Regions from separate parts of the Mus musculus genome. Here region 2 is linked to region 1. Evidence: chromatin loops called from intact Hi-C (ENCODE). Cell type or tissue: gastrocnemius. All regions are shown on one strand.

Evidence for each region. A loop is a pair of places that touch in the nucleus more often than their neighbours do. Peaks named below come from ENCODE experiments on the same cell type or tissue, not always from the same donor. Only the 100,000 strongest peaks of a DNase experiment are listed, where the experiment ranks them.
Region 2: a loop joins it to region 1, with 1.9 times the contacts of the local background. A loop is called at or near these places in 6 of 42 quality-filtered maps.

Annotation. Positions count from the first base shown.
Region 1 is chr2:32,985,865-32,993,864 of GRCm38, reverse strand. Garnl3 (GTPase activating RANGAP domain-like 3) reads left to right here. Exons shown (of 30, transcript NM_001355200.1): 27 at 1,604-1,742; 28 at 3,086-3,301; 29 at 4,233-4,359; 30 at 7,035-7,640. The coding sequence ends at 7,209. Among named protein-coding and RNA genes, the nearest start is that of Slc2a8, 7.8 kb to the right of the region's middle. In gastrocnemius, a CTCF peak has its summit at 3,539 (motif pointing left); a DNase peak (open chromatin) is centred at 4,331.
Region 2 is chr2:33,361,708-33,369,707 of GRCm38, reverse strand. All of the region lies in intron 1 of Ralgps1 (Ral GEF with PH domain and SH3 binding motif 1), which reads left to right. Among named protein-coding and RNA genes, the nearest start is that of Ralgps1, 5.8 kb to the left of the region's middle. In gastrocnemius, no CTCF peak of the experiment used is centred here; a DNase peak (open chromatin) is centred at 3,783; H3K27ac peaks cover 1,273 bases.

The DNA of each region.
Region 1 (8,000 bases):
TATGTGGCTCACATCTGCAAGCCCAGCACTTACAAGCTGTTTGGAGGATTGCTGTTGTGCTTGAGACCAGTCTGAACTGCCTAGTGATGCGCAAGCTAGTCTGCGATACAAGTAAAACTGTAACTCAGAAATAAAAACACCTAATGTGTAATCAACTGTTGAATTAACTTCTGGGCTGGAGAGATAGCTCAGTGGTTAAGATCCCTTAGTATTCTTGCAAAGGACCCAGGTTCAATTCCCAGTACCCGTGTGGTGGTTCACAATGTCTGTTCCAGGGGATCTAGTCCTTCTGCATGTACATGGTACCTAAGACATATATTTGGAAACACACACATACACATAAAATTAAACAAGTTTTAAAAAAAATATATTTCTCACCAGAAACAAATCACACCTCTTAAACTAGAACTTAATCTGGCTGTTGCCCTAGACTCAATACATTTTGGGTTGGGTTGGGTTGGGTTTTTGGTTTTTCGAGACAGGGTTTCTCTGTAACTCTGGCTGTCCTGGAACTCACTCTCTAGACCAGGCTGGCCTCGAACTCAGAAATCCACCTGCCTCTGCCTCCCAAGTGCTGGAATTAAAGGCGTGCGCCACCACTGCCTGCTCAACACAGTTTTATCTAACTTCATACTGGTATCTGATGCTGAGAGTCCATCCATTGGATATGATGACACCAGAATCAGGAAAAGCCAGAGGGGAGTTCCCAAGTAACAGTAAATATAGCCAAATAATTAAGAATGGTTAGATTCTGATGTTAATTCTGACATATTTAAGTTTATACCATTTGTTTGGGGAGAGGGTTCAACATGTAAAAGTGTTTGCAGAGCAAGCATGAGGACCTGAGTTCAAGTCCCCAGCACTCATGTAAAATTCCAAGTGTGGCCACAAGCATGCCTATTAATCTGGTGTGTGCAATACTGGACAGAGGCAGGATGGTTACTGGGGGTTACTGGCCACCGCCTAGCTCCAGTTTCAGCGATACCCAGTCCTAGGGAAGGAAGGTGCCGAGAGATGGAGCAGGATACTTGCCTCCCTCCTCCGTCCTCCCTCCTCCCTACTCCTCCCTCCCTGCAGATACACAGTCATGCATAAGGCACACACATGTGGATAAACAACACAAAGCTAATTTTATAGCTTTAAATTTTTATTGATAGCCATGTTTAAGATCAGACTTGTGAAATTCCTGAGAGCTGGCTCTCAGAGACACATGTAATGTCCCATTACTGTGGTCACCAAAATCAGCAGACAGACAGCTATGCTGGCGTATCTGCTGACTGAGTGAAGCAAGCATCCATTTTTCTCACTGCAGAATGGTCCTGATGGAATCCCCGAGGTCTGTCCCAATCCTGAGACTCCTGAGGGAAGTGTGCGTGCCTTGTGTTGTGTTTGTGATGTGAGGCAAGTGCAGAGAGAAGGAAAGCAAACCTTGGGAAATATGATATGGCTGGGTCAGATGCAGACCTGCACTGCATGCTCTGACGGTCAGGAAGTCATGCTCTAGCCTGGGAACCAGTCAGGGCCTTGGCAGGGGTGCAGGACAGCCAGTGTGTGCAGAGCCTGGCACACAGGGCAGCTGGTAACGCTTCCTCTTTCTTTCCAGTCAGATATATACTTCACAGCAGCCACGACTGTGCATGAAGGCTCATCTGGAGGCAGCTCAAAGGGAGCCAGTGCCCACACGTCTCCTCAGACACCACCAGCCCGGGACACTCCACTGTTTCCTTCTTCCCTGGGGGAAGGTAAAGTCTAGCTTTTCCTGTCTTCTTAATACACGCTTTAGAGCCTGAGGTCTTAGGGTTATTGTCAGAGCTACACCTGCTATAAAAGTACTATTCAGGCCGGGCATAGCTCCATGCGCCTTTAATCCCAGCTCGCAGGAGGCAGAAGCAGGCAGATCTCTGAGTTCCAGGACAGTCTGGTTTACAGATCGAATACCAGGGCAGCCAGGACTACACAGAAAAGTCCCATCTTGGAAAAAAGAAAAAACAAAACAAAATTGTACAAGAAGTAGTTGTTGACATTGTCACTGTCTAAAAAGGAAGAACTTGTTTGGCTCTGCTCCCAACACTTGCGCGGTGAATGAAACAGAGAATCCCACACGTACTCAGACAACAAACAAAAACAGGCGAAATCCTGTTATGCAAAACATTGCTTCAGTGTTCCAGAGTGCATGCAGCTGCAAGCTTCATGTGTTTCTCCTGGGGGGTGGGCTAGTGGGTTTCATAGGGGAGATAGTGGGTTTCATGGGGGTGCTAGTGGGTTTTGAGGCTAAATCTTCAGCCCTCAGGCCACAGTGTGTCACTCTAGGTTTGCTGATATCTCAGAGGCCTTTGCCAAATTCCTGTGGGGCTGGGAACAGCAAGGGTTTTTGTAACTCCTTGCCCATCAGTCATCTTTATTGTTTATTGTTAGGATGAGTGTCCCAGGCGCAGGTCCTTGCTCTCCTTGCCTTGACTATTTTTCTGTGTAAGCACAACTGGCAGCAAGTGTATTTTATCAAATTCACTCAAGAAAAGGGAAGCTTTGCAGCAATCGGGAAAAAAGTGAATAAAAAAATAAATTAATAGAAAAAAAGGAAGGAAGCATCTTCATGCTAATTATGTGAAGAAACAAGGAGTTATTTTCAGGCCAGCAAGATGGTCCTGCAGGTAAAGGCACTTGCCATCTGGCCTGACGAGCTGAGTTGGATCCCTGTGTCACAGATGGAAAAAGAGAGCTGAGTCCTGGGACATCTGACCTCCATACATGGACACATGTGCACATACAATAAATGTAATTTAAACCTTTTGGGGAGTTTTGTTTGGTTTGTTGGTTTTGTTGTTGTTGTTTGTTTGTTTGTTGGATTTTTTTTTTTAAGACAGGGTTTCTCCATGTAGCCCTGGCTGTCCTGAAACTCTCTGTATAGACCAGGCTGGCCTCAAAGTCAGAGACCCACCTGCCTCTGCCTCTGCCTCCATAGTGCTGGGCTTAAAGGCAAACACCACCACTGCCCAGCTTGTACTTTAAAACTTTTAAAGAAAGAAGTTGTTCCGTTATAATTACATGAGCCTAAAGTTCTGGTCTTTTCCGAATTGTGTTTCAGGTGAAATTCAGTCTAAAAATCTGTACAAGATTCCACTTAGAAACCTTGTGGGCAGAAGCATCGAGCGACCTCTGAAATCACCCTTAGTCTCCAAGGTCATCACCCCGCCCACCTCCATCGGCCTTGGAGTCGCTGCCATTCCTGTCACGCATTCCTTGTCCCTCTCCCGCATGGAAATTAAAGAGATTGCAAGCAGGACCCGCAGGGAACTGCTAGGTAACCATGGCTGCCAGGCTTTGTCCCCACGGCTTGTGACTAGACCAGCGGTTTCACCTTTGGCTGTCTATCACTTTCAAAACCCAGAGGTTAAAAGAGAACCATGAGGGGCTGGAGAGAGGGCTCAAAGGTTAAGAGCACTGACTGCTCTTACAAAGTCCTGAGTTCAATTCCCAGCAACCACAGGGTGGCTCACAGCCATCTATATAGTGAGATCTGGTGCCCTCTTCTGGCTTGCAGGCATACATGCAGGCAGAACATTGTATACATAATAAATAAATACGTTTTAAAAAAGAAAGAAAATGACATCTTTTAAAGGGGGGTGGGGTGGACAATGGGTCCAGTGAGGAGGCTCAGAGAGTTCAAGCACTCCTTTCAAATTTGACAGCCTGAGTTGGAGCTCCAGGACATATATGGCTGAAGGAGAGCTGACTCAAGCTGTCCTCTCATCCACACACAAATGATATGATAAAGTAATGTAAAGAAACTCCCTTCAGAAGAGATTTATAAATCTGTCAATCATAATTACATCTACACCAGAGAATACTGTACCATTTCCCACCAGGGATGGTGGTAATCTCTAGTACTAGGACAGAAAGCATACCAAGCCATGTTAACAGGGGAAACAGGCAATGAGAACAAAAGGCAGCGCACGCCTTTAATCCCAGCAGTCCAGAGGCAGAGGCAGAGGCAGGTGGATCTCTGAGTTTGAGGCCAACCTGGTCTACAAAGCTCTGGTCCAGGACAACCAGAGCTACCCAGAGAAACCCTGTCTCAAAAAACCAAAAATAAAATAAAGTGGGCAGGAAAACTGGAGGGAAGTGGGGTAGATTTGATCAAAACTTATGATATGCCTGTGTGAAATTTGCAAAGAACTTTCTGTCCCCTGTGGTAATGGTCCACTGGCCTGTGGTTTTCCTCTATAATGTAGGCCTCTCTGATGATGGTGGAACCAAAACAGAGGGAGCACCAAGGGCCAAATCAAAAACCCGGAAGCGGTTGGAAGAAAGCCAAGGAGGCCCCAAGCCAGAGACTGTGAGGTCAGCTAGTAGTGACAGGTAAGAAGGCCCTGCTCTGCTGGATGGTGGCCAGCAGACGCCAGCATGCCCAGGTGTTATGTTTATAAAAAGAAAGAAAGAGCCAGGATATGTTTGATAGAGACAGGTACTAGTCATACAACAGATACTGTATGGAATAGAGTTTATTTAGGGAATGGGGAGGGGAGTTGAAGATGGAGTAGAAACAGAGAAAGACAGAGAAGAGGGGGTGGGGGGGAGAGACTGGCCAGGAGCATGTGGAGAGAGAGGGGGGATAGGTGGGGAAAGAGGGAGAAGAGGCAGAGAGTAAGAGAGTAAGAGGATAAAAGAGTAAGAAGGGGCAAGCAGCCTCTTTTATAGTGAATCAGGCATACCTGGCTATTGCCAGGTAACTGTGGGGCAAAGCCTAGAAGGAATACTAACACCAAGAGTCTACTAGCCCAGCACCCTACAGGGTCAGTACCCACCCCACTATGAAGGTCCCAGAAAGGACAGCTGACAGCACAGGGCCGAGATAAGAGAACACTGTCACCAGCAATCAAGCAAATGTTCACTAAAATATATTGAGAGACTAGAGGCAGCTCAGCTAGAGCCTTGCCTGACACGCACAAAACTGTGCACATGCACACACACAAATGTACACATGTGTGTGAGAAAAAAACAATACAGAAAGAGATGGGTTTTGTTTTTTGTTTTTTGTTTTTTGTTTTTTTTAGAAAAGGTTGTGGCATGTAGTTTTAAGCTCTAACCGCCTTTACTCCGAGAGGTGATCACAATACCAATCCCTACCCAGCTCCCCTTGAATCCAGGACAAACAATAAACACACAGTTCATCCCTTTTCTACTTGCCTCTGGCACAATTGCTGGGCACTGCTATCTCCCACCTGGAAAACGAGCCTTTATCTATATTCTTAGCTCCATACCTCCCACCTGCCCTAAACTTCAGTGGCTCGTCCCACCTAGTCCCTGCCAATCATCCCTGACCTGTAGTAGTAGCCACAGGCCCCAGTTCCTCCCAAGACCTCAGTTGGTTGCCCAGTTCTCCTCTCTCCAAAGCATCGAGAACTCCGTCCTCCTTCCTTACATCTCCCTCTCTACCTGCAGGGCCCAGAAGTCCCACCTTTACCTCCGCCCAGCAACTGGCCCAAGGCTTTCTGACAGATCAAAAACCAAGTGGGGAACAGGACTTTAACATAAGCACTGCCCCTTACACCTCACCTTTTCTGTCCAATAAAAAATATTTTTAAAAAACTCTTCTCCCAGACATAACAATCATGTAAATTATATAGTATGATATAAAAATGACATCCAGTCCATCATATTTGTTAATTAGATAAAGTACTCTACCATCACTCCTAACTGAAAGAATTATGATTCTAACTGGAGTATGTTAGACTTTAGCTGACAGTGCTATCTGAAAACATGTCTTCCACTCTATAACCTCTCTCCTAATGTTAAACAACTTGAGTATAATTTTGAGACTAAAACTAGTCTTCAGTCCCGTCAGAAATCTGAAAACTATTTAAACATTACCTGGGTATTTAGGAAGCACCAAACATAGCTTCTCAAACAACCGTAGAAACAGCCGACTGCCTGGACAGCCCATTAATTACTCAAAACCTTGTAGCATCAGTCTTTAGCATGCTGGCCCAGGGTCATCTGACAGACCCTAGCAAAATAGAATTACCTGCATACCCTGTCTTGGCAGAGTCAACAGTTGACTATTTTGCATAATGTGTCCTTTTTCTGGATAGTATTTATTCTGCAGATGAAATAGGCAGTTTCCACTCAGTGGCTACCTTGTCACAATAAGCAACCTTGCTTGGATGTGAAGATGCTCAATTCTTCTTTGAACTAAGAAGGGGGTGCTGTCAGGAGTAGATATGTCTCATTGTCAAATTGCCTCTGCCTCTGCCTCTGCCTCTGCCTCCTCTTGAATGCTGGCATTAAAGGTGTGCAGCACCACCACCTAACAAATAAAGAGTGTTAAACAAACAGCAACAAACCCACTGTAAGTAGCTGGGCATGATGGCTCAGGCCTGGAATATCAGCACCTAGGAAGTAGAAACAGAAGAATCATTGTAAGTTCAAGGCTAGCATGACCCTGGTTCACAGTAATAATATTAAGGGGCTGGAAAGATATCTCCGCAGTTAACAGCATTTATTGTTTGATCTTTGAGGACTCAGTTCAGTTCCCAGTACTCACATGGTAGCTCATAATTATCTGTCATTCCAGTTCTAGGGGACCCAATGCCCTCTTTTAGCCTCTCAGGGCACAGAGATGCACAGGTATAAAGATATACATGCATACCAAACATCAATTTGCATAAAATAAAAATAATGATAAACAACAACAACAATAAATCATGGTAGGAAGGCAGGTAGAAGGCCCACTTGGCTAAGGGTCAAGAACAGAGGAAGCAGCACAGGCCTGGCTTGGACCGCATGGTAAGAACGGGCACAGATAACAGGACTCTGAGCCACTGCTCTGAGCACGGTGCATGGCCAGGGACACAGAGAAGAAGGGACCAGCTTCACAGAGTGCTAGGGAGGCCGCAGGAGGTCACGTGGACAGGGTGGAGGGCAGCATTCAGGGCTCTGGGGCATTTGTGGGATCACAGACTCCCTAAGAAGTGAAACCCTGCACTTGTTCACCTCGGTCCTCCCACCCTGTGACAGCAGCTTCTCTCTTCCAGGATCCCATCAGGAATTTTGGAAAGTCCGGCATCAGAAGCCAATCCCGAGGGCCACAACCACTGGGCAAGTTCTGAGCAGGACGCTGGGGTGGATAAAGAGGGCAGCCCGGGCTCAGGCAGCAGCCCCTTCCAGCTCATGGCCTCCTCAGAGGAAGACATCATTGACTTGAAATAGAGTCTATGCCCTATTGGCCATCCTTAGTTTTCTTACGCAAATTTATACTGTTCAAGCAGCTCCAACGTCCAGTCTCAACACAGCGCGCCTTCGGCCAGGCAGCGATCCACGGACCAAACCTCCTGCGCCCTCAGCCGGTGGGTCACTTCTCCAGTGTCCAGTGCCATCTTTCTCGACCCTGTTTCTTTCCATTCAAGAACCGTCGGTCCCCTTGTAATAAAGGTGGTAGATTTCATTAAGGTTTTAGATCAAAACTTTGAATAAATCAAAAACGTTCATTCTTATTCTCTGCAACCCTTCTCATATTTTATAGGTTTAGATGGAAATTATTTTTTTCGAAAATTTTGACTTATGTCATATAATGTTTCTTTTATGGAAAAAAAGATGCTGCTTTTTAATTTTACTATAATATAAATAAGCTTTCTTTCTTGGCCCTGTTACTGCCTGTTCACTGGGGTGGGGCCCCCTGCACTCCTGCCTGGAGCCCTGGGAAAGATGAATGAAGCCTCCTGCTTCCTCTGCTTTCAAACAACAAGGCCAGGGCACCCGTCAGCGTCTTAGGATAATTCATCTCACGACTGGGAGGTCGTGATGCCGGGAACCCTGCATCCTTGCCGTTGAGAGCGTCCAGATCCCCTGACTTGAGTGGGTCCACCTTGTTTGGTTTGGTTTGCAGTGTCGGCTGTGGAGCCCCAGGCCTTGCATGCACCAGGCAAACAGGCTGTTGCTGAGCTGAGCCCTGCTGTGTTCTTTCATGTGAACCCAGCAATTGTTCTTCCTCTTATAGATAC
Region 2 (8,000 bases), 380 kb before region 1:
ATGCAGCCTGGGGAGCCATGATGAATGGAAAGGGAAGCGTGTTTCCCTTGTTGGCTGACCTTTGGACCCCAGGTCCAGTGTGGATCTTAGCTGATGGGCTAGGCCTATAGTAGAGCCCATTGGAATACTCCCACTACCAACTTGATTCTGCCACGTTTCAGAAAGAAGACTTTAGGATGAAGAGCACGGCAGACCTTCATTAGGTATTTATGGAGACAGAAGGGAGAAATATGGTAGGGCCTCTGTGCTCCAGAAGTACCCTTTATCTGTGTGTGACCTTTGGGTGCCTTGTGTTTCCTCGAGAGTGCTTGGCTAATCTAACCTGACATGCTTTCACCCTGGGTTATATGGACTGAAGACAAGGTGCAGAAACTTCTTTGCTAGCTTGCATTTGCCTTCATTTTAGAAACGTGGGACTTTTGGGGGGACCAAATACCATGATGCTGGCTTCCCTTGCTACCATTGGCACTGGTGATTCAGAGCATCATGGGATGTTGCAGGGATAGGCTCCTGTTCCAGAAGCACTTGTGTGGCAGGTGCGAGGTCTAGAAGCAGCAGCGCGAGTTGTCCCATCCTGTCTTGGCAGAAGCTATGTGTCACCTAGGGACTTTCTCCTGTCCTTTGTGTTAAAACAAAGCTCCAAACCTGCATATCAGAAAATTAGATGGTTAGTTTTTTCCCTTCTTAAAAATATTTTTATTACATTTATGTGTATTTCTGTGCATGTAACAGTGTGCATGTGAGGGTCAGAGGATAACCTGTGGGAGTCTGTTCTCTGCTTCTACCGTATCGGGTTCTCAGGCTTGGAGGTAGGCACCTTTATAACCTCTGTTTATAACCTCTGAGCCCTTTCACTTGCCTCATAATTGACTTTATTTTTTTCATAGTTAGCTTTTTAATTTGTTATTAGGGCAACTGCATTCAGAGCTGAGAGAAAACTGCATAATAGAAAACTGTTGTGATCTGTCCCCAGCGTGTTCCTTACAGCTCTGGCTTGGTAAGCAGGCAGATTGGCTTGAAGCCTCCCACTGTTCCTTCTGCTGTATGACCTAACACCAGCTTTTTACTTTCTCAGAGTTTTGGTTTCCTTAGCTGTAAAAATGAAGAGCAAGCCTGATTTACCTTGTAAATTTGTTCTGAAGACACAACAAGCCATTTGAAGGTACTGCAATTCCATGGCACCCAGCACTGGAACCTTTCCCTCCCTGTCCCAGCCCCTGGCTGCCCAGCTTCCAACATTGGTTACACAGAACAGCATGTGGCACAAGGAGAGGAGGACCAGGAATTCTGAGGCCTTTGCCTCTTATATAACCTCAAATAAGTCTCCTTTTCTCTGCAGAGCTACGCTTTCTTAGCTGAGTGGAAGAGCGCTGGACAGTGTGATCCTTAGGAGGACTAACTCTGCCTTCTGATTGGCAAGCTGAAAATCTTAACATTTTTCAGAAAAGCAGGAAGGTGGAAGTCAGTGGCCCATGGTTTACTTTAAAAAAAAAATCTGTCTACAGGCTGAACAGGTGGCACAGTGGTTGGGACACTTGCTCCAGAGGACCTGAGTTTTCAGTTCACAGCACTCAACATCAGGCAGCTCACAACAGCCTGTTTCAGAAAATAAAACAGAGCAATATTGCTCCTTTTGGGCACCTGGTAGGAAGTTACCAAATCTTTGTTGAAGGAGCAGATGAAGGCTATTCTTTAGGAAATCAGTCTGGCTGACTGTCTCCCCTGCTCACAAGTCTGCTGTACCTTCAGCATATGTTTTGTCTGTTGCACAAGAATGTCACAGCCAGATGTGGTGGTGGACATCTTTAATCCTGGCATTCAGGAGGCAGAGGCAGACAGATCTCTGTGCCCCTTCCCTCTACTTGGTCTGGCCATATTTATTTCATATATGTGGGTACACTGTCACTATCTTCAGACACAGCAGAAGATGGCATTGGATCCCATTATAGATGATTGTAAGCCACCATGTGGTTGCTGGGAATTGAGCTTGGGACCTCTGGAAGAGCAGCCGGTGATCTTAACCACTGAGCCATCTCTCCATCCCAATCTCTGTGCTTTTAAGGCCATAATTAGACCTGGTCTCAAGCAAGAAAATGATAATATCACAGTGCTGTAGTGGACTTTGTGAGATTCAACATGAAAGGCAAAAACTGTGATGCAGGAAGAGATAAGTTGGGGTGAGGGATGGAAGGGCAGGGTGAGAGAAAACAGAGAGGGATAAATGACAAAGTCATGGAAACCAATACACATAGACACACACACACACACACACACACACACACAGAACTAAAATAGGGTTACTCTGTAACAAGGTACCAGTGCTCACTGGACTCCACAGACTAACAAATAAAAAGTTCAGTTCCAGGACTCAGTTACCTCTTTAGTCAGTGAGATTCCTTAGACCCTCAGAACATTATAGGCTCTTGCCAGTACTATTAGCTGCTCTTCAGAACTTGAAGTTAAGACCCCATTGTTGAAGAGGCCACATAATTGAATCATAGACCACAGAGAAACCTAGCTGGAAGCTTTATTCACAGTTTCATAGGCCTGGGACACTCACCAGAGGAGGAAAGTGATCATTGATCTTACCAGCTGGCAACCCTGTGAACTACAGTGCCTGGCCTGGCAGACACGCCCACTGGTGCACTGGTGGCGTGAATGTCACAGTAGTAACTGATCCTTTTCTGATTGGATTTAAGACCCATTTCACATGATGACCAATACCTGGAACCATTATGGGCCAAGAATCTGTGACTAGATTGGTCATATGCCCCAGGTAAGAACTCCTAATACCTATCATTATACCTGTAGAGAAGAGCATCCTTCAGCCCTCCCCTCATTAGAGAAGTTGCTTCTTACAGTAGATGACAATTAACACAGAGATTCACACTTGTTAAGGTGCAGAGAATAAGAGACGGTGGAAAGCTCAGCCCTAGATGGGACATCTGTATCACATTCCTCCCACTGAGGCTTGAGGATCATTAAAGAGGAAGGGGATGGAAAGACTGTAAGAGCCATAGGTGGGGGATGACTCTGAGGAAACAGTGTTTCCAGACACAGCAGGGCAGCTGCACATAGGAGTTCATAGCAGCTGCGGCAGCATGTACAAGATCTGTGCAAGCCTAAGCCAGACCAAATTCCAGCATAGAAAGGAGAGGTGGTCCCACCTCTGGCTCAGGAGCCATTAGCACCTGATAGCTGCTGGAAGAGGTGAGAGTCAGTTTTCTTTCCAGGTAGCCCTTGGTATGTTTGCTGTGCTCCAGTGCAGTCCCACACATGCACGAATATATGAGCAGCACAAGCTGGACTTGGTGGATTTAAAGCAAGAGCAGAGAGGACACAGAGTTCCGTGGCTAGGGAAGGAGTGGGCCTGGGAGGAGTTGGGGTGAATATGATGTGTGAAATTCTCAGTGAGCTACTTAGAAAGAGAGAGAAAACAGGCTGCCCTCCGGTCCTGTGCAGTCTCAGTGCAGACAGCACTCGTGCGTGTGTTCACATAGCTTTCTCCTTCACAGTCTGTTCTTTTAAATAGTGCTCTAAAACTTTTATCTCACAAGCTTAAACAAAACTTACAGGGAGTATTTTAAGCAAGTAGGGGGCTCAGATGTTAGGTGTCTGTCTTCCCTCAAGCTGGCAGTTCCAAGTCCTCTCCTTGGAGGAGGCGGCTGTAATCGGTTATTTATTCTATATTCTTTTCTCTTGCAGCAGTCTGTACACACCACCTGCCCCTTTGTATATCCATTGACTTTAGTCTGGAAAGGTTCCCAGCAGTGGGGACCGCTCCAGCTGGTACATAGAAGTCCTCTGATACTGTAAGCACTGGTTTATACCCCCACCCCTCCCACATGGTGTTTACTCATTCCTGCCTAGTAGTCATTGTTTAGAAGACTAACAAGAGATGTCCCCTTTTCTCTAGGGATGAAATGGCTCTAGTCCCAGTGAACAATAGGTTAAAGGGCAGTGCGTGTACTTGGATGTGAGACAGAAAACTGAAAGAGAAAGGAAAGGGGATTTGCACGCTGGGATTGAAAACTGATTTTCCATGTAGCCTGTGACTTGGGTCTAGCTGTGGTACTTACTGGCTGTATGACATGGGCAGTTTACTTACTGGTCCTGGGTGGTGATAATCAGTCTTGAGCTTTGCGAGGGGAGAAGACATCATGCTTGCAAAGCATGCACAGTGTCAGGCCTTATGGATGTCTGGAGCAGGTGAGCTGCCCTGGCTCACAGCCCCAAGTGGGCTCCAGTCCTTGCCGGCAGATAGATGCTCACCAGGCACTTGAAGGTGAGCGTGGAGACATAGTGTGCAGGCATACAGACATACGGCCTTACCTTGTTCACAGGTTGTGTGGAGAGAGATACTCCAGTCAGTAGTTACAGAGCTAAGTGCTGGGCCTAGCAGTAGGGGTGAGCAGTGAACAATGACTTCCCTGGGAAACTTGGAGAGGGGTCTCCCCAGCCTCCATTTTCCTCCGTTTTGTTTTGTTTTCAAAACAGCATTTCTCTGTATAACCCTAGCTATCCTGGCACTCACTCTGTAAAACAAGCTGCCTCAAACTCAGAAATCAGCCTGCCTCTGCCTCCATAGTGATGGGATTAAAGGTGTGCACCACCACTACCTGGCTTCATGTTTCCTCCTTTGTGAAGCTACTTAGTTCTTCACTGTCATCATGTGCATACTGTGATCCGTGCACTGAGTTATTGTATTTATGGCATTATGCCTGTGTTTCTTAGTGCTCGGAGAAAGTCGGCTTGCTGCTGAGTCCCAGGCTCTGCCAAAATAGGGGTCTTGGGCCATGGCATGATAGAATGAGTCATGTGTCCTAAACATGGTTGCCTATGGTTTTTCTCTGAGTCATCCTAGTCTCTGGACTCTATCCACATTTCCAAGTGCTTATCAAAGACAGGTCCATGGCTGCAGGTGTGGCTGCAACAGTTATCCTGTGGAGTCTTTAGAGTGTGCAGAGCTGGGGGAAAATAGGCCTGAAGATGGGCAGGTCATATTGCTGACATGTACCTCTATCCCCTCCGTTCTCAGCCTGCCAGTAGCTGGGCTGGAGGAAGGAGGCCTAGGGTAGCTTATAGATTTAAAAAAGATCGATCGAGGGGCTGGAGAGATGGCTCAGTGGTTAAGAGCACTGACTGTTCTTCCGAAGGTCCTGAGTTCAAATCCTAGCAACCACATGGTGGCTCACAACCATCCGTAAGGAGATATGACTCCCTCTTCTAGTGTGTCTGAAGACAACTACAGTGTATTTACATATAATAAAAAATAAATCTTAAAAAAAAAAGATCGATTGGTTGATTTATCTAGCTATCTATGTAATCTGTGTGTGTCTATATGAGTTTTTGTGCACTGTGTATGTGCAGTGGAGTGTACTATGTGAGCTATGTATGTGCAGTGGAGTGTACTATGTGAGCTTTGTATGTGCAGTGGCGTGTAGAAGTGAGGGTATCAGATCCCCTGGATCTGGACTTACAAGTGGTTGTGCACCCTCATGGGGGTGTTTGGAACTGAATTCTGGTCCTCTGGAAGATCAGCAAGTTCTCTTAATGACTGAGCCATCTCTCCACCCCAACTTGTGGACTTTGACGTGGGCCAGAGTACATTGTTTGGATCTGCAGGGCTCACAGAATGTACTTCCGTAACTGTCATTGTGGGCACTCATTGATCTTTCTCCAGGTGAGCACTCACTCTCCACTCTGTGGCTCCTGCCATGGGACGTATGTTGCTCTGGACAATAGGCACATGGGGATGATTCAGTCCTGTCCTGCCCTTTAGTGCAAATGGAGGATGACTGGAGGTGATTAACCTCCACAGAAGCCAGAGAATGAAATGGCTGAGCAGATTTAGGCTCTGGAGTAGGCTGACCTGGGTTGACATTATAGCTGCCGCAGACAACCTGTGTCACCCACAGCAAGTGTCTTTCCTGCCTTGTAAGATGAGTATTCTCTGAGTTGGGGCTTTGCAGTGGGGTACAGTGGGGCACTTAGCACAGTACCTGGAAGGAAGCTGTCTGGAGGAGCACCAAGCACTGCCTCTCTGACTGTTTCTTCTGGTCTTAGCACAGTGTGAGTGGTGCTGATCAATGTCCCCAGCCATCCCGAGGGTGCTCCTACAGGCTTGTGAGCCACTCTCCTTTCTTCCTACCTCTTCATAAAGGAGGTGCTAAGCCCAGAGTCAGGTAAGCACCCTACTTACCTGAGCAGAGTCGGAGTCCCTGAGCTTACCCACGGGCCACTAGCTGGGCTTGTCTCATCTGCACCAGGAGAGCAGAGACCATACAGACCCAGGTCCTTCATTCTTCTGCAGGGCTTCTGTGCTCACCTGCCCTGTCAGGGAAGTTTATCTCCTGAGCTAGCATCAGAGAGGCTGAGGGGGTGCTCCAGGCACAGTGTTTTCTTATTTTCCCTCAGCGTGGCCCTCGTGAGGTTTCCAGGAGATGACACCAACCAGCACTTGCCAGAGGGTTTGCTCAAGAGCAACTGCACATGTGTGCTAGGATGAGACTCCTTTTTCATCAGAGTTATGGGTTCTGGGATGCCTTTTTGGGGGCTACCAATGATCCCAGGTGAAAGCTGTGTGACTCATTGTTCAAAGAATGTGGTCTTGATCTCAGGAGGGCGGTGGATAGTACTAGAATGGGAGAGACACTGTGGGCAGGGCCTGTCCAGGAGCTCCCTGGTCCTGGTCCTGGTCCTGGTCCTGGTCCTTCCTGTTTTATTGTTATATGATTCTAGACAGTGAATATAACAGTCTTCTTTCTCATGTGTATATGTGTGTGTGTGTGGGAGGGCATGTGCATGCCGTGGCCATGGAGGCCAAAATAGGGCATCAAATCCCCTGGAAATGGAGTTAGATGCAATTGTGAGCCACCATGTGGGTACTGGGAACTGAACCCAGGTCCTCTGGAAGAGCAGCCAATGCTCTTAACCACAGAGCTATACCTGCAGCCCCAGGCAATGGGAAGGAAATTTAGATGCTTGGCCTTGACAATCACAGGTTTCTTGGAAATGAGGTGGAAGGGAGGGGCAATAACAAGCATCTTTAAGTCCACTTGTATTGGGCCTGATAATTCTTACCCACTTTTGTGGCGTCTGGTAAGTAGGACAAGGGAGATCAGTTAGTACATTTTTGAATTAAATATTTATGGAAAACAAGTTAATAAATTCAGAAGAACTTGTTTTTCTTCTTTGTGGTGATAAAATGTTATGTGGAGTTAGTGACTTTCTCTGTTTTAACCATTTCCTTCACTGTCTTCTTTGTAACTTTTCCTCTCCTTTCTTTACTTCTTCCTTTTCTTAATTTTTTTCCGGGTATTTATTTGCCCTAGGCTGGCTTTTAGTCAGGCTTGTAGAACTAAAAAATGAACTGGTATAATCCCAGATCTCTGGGAGGCAGGGGCAGGCAGATCTTTGAGTTCAAGGCTAGCCTGGTCAACAGAGTGAGTTTCAGGACAGTCAGGGTTATACAGAGAAACCCTGTCTCAAAAACAAAACAAAACAAAGAAAAAGAAAGAAAGAAAAAAGAAAAAAAGAGAGAAAGCTCTTTAGATATGCTGCTGTTGTGTGGGTATCTGGCAGTTAAATGAGTGAGGAATGAGCTGTTGAAGAAAATGGACTGGTGTGACTCCATGTTGGTTCAGAGGTCCCTTCCCTAGTATCCTACTGGAGTACTTCACTGTGCCCAGTGTCTCGGTGGCAGTTATTTCTGCCTTGTGTTGATGGGACAGGATAAAAGTGATTGATTCACTGAAGACAGTGGAAGCTCAGAGAGGTTCATTATCCAGGGTGAGGCTAGGAGAGAGTTGGGGTTCTTTCGCCTTGGTAGGTACCTCCTTCACACCCTAGACACCTTAGAGTAAGACCTGAGTCACAGGCAAGCTGTGGAAATGGAGCCGTATGGATAAAGGTACCTATTCCAGGTTTGTTGACTTTATGTATTTTTAATTTCCTCTTATTGCATTTGGGGAGTTCAGTTCAGCTCAGTGTGTTAGGAC